Linked DNA regions of Homo sapiens: region 2 is linked to region 1. Evidence: read pairs that join two places in POLR2A ChIA-PET (ENCODE). Cell type or tissue: MCF 10A. All regions are shown on one strand.

Region 1 (2,500 bases):
TGATAACGGCATTAATCCTTTCATGAGGGCTCTGCTCTTGTGACCTAATTACCTTTTATTAGGCCTCATCTCTTAATACCTTTGCACTGGAGATCAGGTTTCCAACACATGAACTTTGGGAGGCACATTCAAACCATAGCACCCTGTTTCTCCTGAGCAATTGTAATTCCAAGCTGGCAAAAGTACTCAAGATTAGGGGCTGAAGATAACGATGGACCATGGGTGGTGGTCAGTGGGGAACAAAGCTCAATTGGATATCATCAGTGGCTTCACTGGAGAATAAATAGGCTTGGAATTTTGAAGAACCAATAAACTGCTTATATGTAAGAGTGAGAAAGATGTAATGCACAAAAATCATAGAGCTGTAAGTTCAAATTTGGGGTAAAAACTATAACAAAATTGGCTTGCTTATGGCCAACTACAAAGTAGGTTGCAACCTGGCTCAGTGCTGCATACTCAGAAGGTTCCTAGTAATTGCTTTCTGATGAGGAGGTGAATCACCACAGAACAGTGGTTTTCAACCTTGTTCATTTGTCACTAAATATTGTGCCAAAATATTTTAATGTTTTACATGATGAAAGAATAAAGGCAACTTAAATTTATCTCTATAATATGCTACTTTTACTTTCATTCTGCAATGCTTTGCTGAGGGAGAGAAAGGGGTAGAGTTACAGCACATATGCTGGAAATTGTGCACTGGGTAACACTGGGCACTTGAATATCATTTCCCAAATGTGTCAGGGTGTAAAAAAGGTTGGGAGCTGCTGCTCTAAAGAATAGGTCTTGCCAAAATCAGGTAATCTTTAATACGGAAACATTCCAAGTGGATGGAGGTGGAGATATCACCTGTCATGACTTGGCAAGATTAAAAAAAAAAATCCAGGTCCATGACATACTCATTAATCATCTGCTCCACCAGCCAGACAGGTGTTGAACAGGAAGCCAGGGGTTAGTTACAGCTTGACAGGAATATTTTAGCACAGAATCAGAAGAGACAATATCATTTCCTAACTAGAAGGCTTGGGCGGAAGCTGCTATCCTTGCTGGGATGGATGCTAAAGGAGTGCAGGGGTGTACTGAGTACACAGGAGCAGAGGAGGGATTAGAGCAAGGAGCAGCCAGCTGGCAGACTATCCTCCATGACTCAGAGCAGAGAGGTCAGGAAGGAGCTGAAGTAGGCTGACTACTAAGTCCCCACAGCTGGAGTGTTGTTAATTCTGATCAGCCTCCTGATTCTTGCTGCTCCATACTGGCTTCTTGGATCCACAGCTATACTGGCCAAGCTTGGTGAGCCATGGTCAAGAGGACCAACAGAGTGGGCTACTCAATTTTCCATCCATCAATCAGCTTCATTTTATAGGCTAGCTGCTTCACTGGAGTGTGAGAAGTAGCTGTAGGTACTCTCGTAGGAGAATGAAAAAAGCGGTGGGGAAAGAATTTACTAGCTTTTCAAGAAGAAATGATATTTACAATAAGAGGTAGGTAGGTAAAATACTGACGGGAATGATGTTAAAGGAAAAAAACCAGCATGTGAAATTATTTGAGCACTAAGAGTATATAACCATGGAAAAATGTGTCCATGAGAAAAAAGACCAGAAATACCCCATACTGATAGCATTATTTATTATGGGGGGTAAAGTTGTGGGTATATTTTTCCATTTCCCATTCAGAATTCTGAAAATGGAAAAATATACCCACAACTTTACCCCCCTAACAAATAATGAAGATGCATTGTACTTCTATAGTTTAAAAAAACATTTCAAAAGTAAACAATTAGGGCACTTTCAATCCAATGATAGATTAAGTTGATTCAGACCATTTCTCCTGCCAAGAACAACTAGAAAATAGTGACAAAATATTTTTAAATAATGTTGAAAGGCATTGTAAAACCTCAACAAAAGTTTGATAAAACTATCAAAAATTACTTTAAAAACTTTGGTAAAACTACCAAAGCACTGAGGAATTATGGGGTCAAGATTCAAGTGAGAGGGAAAGCTTACTGAAGTGAGCCTGACATTTGGGGCTGTTCTTCCTCTTAAGGTCAATGACAAGGGCTAACAGGCCGAAAAACTGAGCAGAAAATTTGAAAGATTTATAGGTTAAAGGGAACAAAACTTGGAATTTGCTTGATAAGAAGGAGGGGTTCTGGTAAAAACCACAGGCTTTTGGTCAATCCTGAAGAGCTGTACCATAGCAGTAAGTATGAACTGGAAATAGATAAGCTGTCACAGGAATTGAATCTACTTTGAATCCTCTCAGTCTCTGATTGAACTATGGTGATCTGGAATTGCCAGTGCCTCTAGCTTAGCTACCAGCCATGAGATACCAAAGCCTGACAACTATAGTAAGAGAAAAGAAAAGTACAAGCTAGTTTCATTTATGAACATAGATATTAGCAACCTAAACAAAAGATTACCAAACTAAATCCACATATAAAATCAGCAATACACTATGAGTGAATTGGGTTTATTTCAGGAGTACAAAGCAAGTGCAAGATTGA
Region 2 (2,500 bases), 700 kb after region 1:
GGATCATTAATAGTGGCCCCTCTTGAGATGTTATTTAGAACCACAATTCATTATATTTAGTAAGAGATTTTCTTGGGTTATGATGTGGTTCAGGAAAATGGAGGAAGCCTCTGTGCTGCCCCATTCTCTCAGTGACAACAACCATAGTAGGAAATATCAAGAAAGATTTACCACAGTGAATATTATTCAACTCAGATTCCCAGAGCTCCCCTTCTAGAGCATCTACTCCTAGACATGAGGCTTTTAGACTCCTTGCTTCTGTGAAAAGTAATGAGACCAAATCCCTAGGGAGAAGCTTAAGCGTCTAGGGAGGCCCTGGTGGAACTTCCTTCATTGGTTCTTGATCTAGAGTGGCAATGACTAGGCTACCTAATTCCCAAACTCAAAAGACTTAAATTAGACTTACTTTCTTCACTGTATGTACTTCAGCAGCTACTCACACACAATTGCCACTCATAAAAGCTCATTTTTCAGCGAAAGGTTTTTTTCCTGAAAGCAATAACAGTGGGGCTGCCAACCAGCACAAATGTAGTTAAGTTTTCCCAAGGTTGGTTACATGGTAGTGAGTATCTTTGGGAAGCTCTGAGCAGAGAACTAATGCCACCTAAAAGCATTTTGAGGTGTTTGCATGGAATTGAGTTGCTGTTCCTGCTACATGATGTCCAAGTTCTGTGATGATTTCTACCTTCTTCCTGAAGCCTGGGGTAAGGTCAGTCTAAGGACCCTTAGAAGATATGGTCCCTGTAGCTTCCAGGCTATGAGCCAAACTTCTCATATCTTGAAGCCCTTCAAGGAATGCTTAAGAGGAAAGAATGTCATAGCTTATGCTCTGCACTCCCACTGTTTGCCCACATATCAGAGATGTCCCAGCTCCCCATGTGTAAACATTGATGAAATTCCTTTTTCTGTCCTTTATCAGAACACATGTTAGAATAATGGTCAGATGGTGAAAGGCCAGAGAAATTATTGCTTACAGTTTCTTCTAAACCTCTTACATTTTCTCTGGAGCCATAGCTCGAATTAGTAATTTCCAGCTCTAGTCCCATTGGCCATTAAAAGCTCCTTACTTCTGCCTACCATCTGTCCTGTCATGAAGAAACATGGAATCTCTGTCTCTCAGCTCCAGAGGAGTCTCAGCTCCCCTGCTTCCACCTCAGAAGAAATCACTGCCATTGCCTTTTCGTTTCTTCCATTCCGAGTTAGAAACTTTCAGTATAGCCTGAGCCAGCAGTGAGCTTTCTCAAAAGATGATGGGGATCTCTTTATCAGAAAATTCCTTCTCTAAGCTAAATAAACCAGATGGTGATAAGAGAGAAGCTTGCAACTCCTCTTCTAATTTAACGCATCTATGAAAGTTGAGACTGTCTGAGGTGCTACAAAGAGAGGGATCTGCATGAATGTACTTTACAGAAGTCATTGGAACTATCCTTAGAAAAAATTTTCCGTTTTTTGAGTTATTGAAAACCGTGAGCCTTTCTCTAGGGCTTTATCCTCTAGCATTGGAAAGTGGTTAGATTAGATTATCATAAAGGTACAGTTCAGCCAATTCCAAGCCTCTGAGTATATTCAGTGATTCTAATATCTGATATCTTCCTGTTTTATTTAGGGCCAGATACCAAATTAATGCAGAATAGTGGAAAGTCCACTTTTAAACGAACACAGATAGACCATCTCATGAATGTCCTTGTACTCTGGGTAAGTTAAATACTTTTTTTTCTTTGTTTCTTTACAAATAGACATACTTCCCTTCCTTTCACAGGAGAAATGGTATTTCCAGTTCAGAATTTAGCTGTTTGAAAGTCTCAAGCACAGCTTCAAGTGAAGTTAATCTGAGGTGAAGCAAACAGAAAATTGTGGAGGTTTTGTTGGTGTGCAATGGAGGAACATGGCTCAAGAAACTAATCACAGCCAAGTACCTATGCTTTGTTCCACTGGCTGCGGATTTTATGGAAACCCTCGTACAAATGGCACGTGTTCAGTATGCTATAAAGAACATCTTCAAAGACTGAATAGTAGTAATGGTAGAATAAGCCAACCTGCAACCTCTGAATCTTTACCAGTTCAATGCACAGATGGCAGTGTCCCAGAAGCCCAGTCAACATTAGACTCTACATCTTCATCTATGCAGCCAAGCCCTGTATCAAATCAGTCACTTTTATCAGAATCTGTAGCATCTTCTCAATTGGACAGTACATCTGTGGACAAGCAGTACCTGAAACAGAAGATCTGCAGGCTTCAGTATCAGACATGGCACAGCAGCCATCTGAAGAGCAAAGCAAGTCTCTTGAAAAACCAAAACAAAAAAAGAATCTCTGTTTCATGTGCAGGAAGAAAGTGGGACTTACTAGGTTTGAATGCGGTGTAGAAATGTTTACTGTGGTGTACACTGTTACTCAGATCTACACAATTGCTCTTAAAATTACAAAGCTGATGCCGCTGAGAAAATCAGAAAAGAAAATCCAGTAGTTGTTGGCGAGAAGATCCAAAAGATTTGAACTCC

Evidence for each region. Peaks named below come from ENCODE experiments on the same cell type or tissue, not always from the same donor. Only the 100,000 strongest peaks of a DNase experiment are listed, where the experiment ranks them.
Region 2: POLR2A ChIA-PET joins it to region 1 with 5 read pairs; 2 of 35 experiments call an interaction of 5 or more read pairs at or near these places.

Annotation. Positions count from the first base shown.
Region 1 is chr9:34,744,008-34,746,507 of GRCh38, forward strand. It overlaps a transcript of PHF24 not described here. Among named protein-coding and RNA genes, the nearest start is that of SPATA31F1, 16 kb to the left of the region's middle. In MCF 10A, no CTCF peak of the experiment used is centred here; a DNase peak (open chromatin) is centred at 1,044.
Region 2 is chr9:35,447,863-35,450,362 of GRCh38, forward strand. It overlaps the pseudogene ATP8B5P and the pseudogene ZFAND6P1. Among named protein-coding and RNA genes, the nearest start is that of RUSC2, 41 kb to the right of the region's middle. In MCF 10A, no CTCF peak of the experiment used is centred here; no DNase peak of the experiment used is centred here.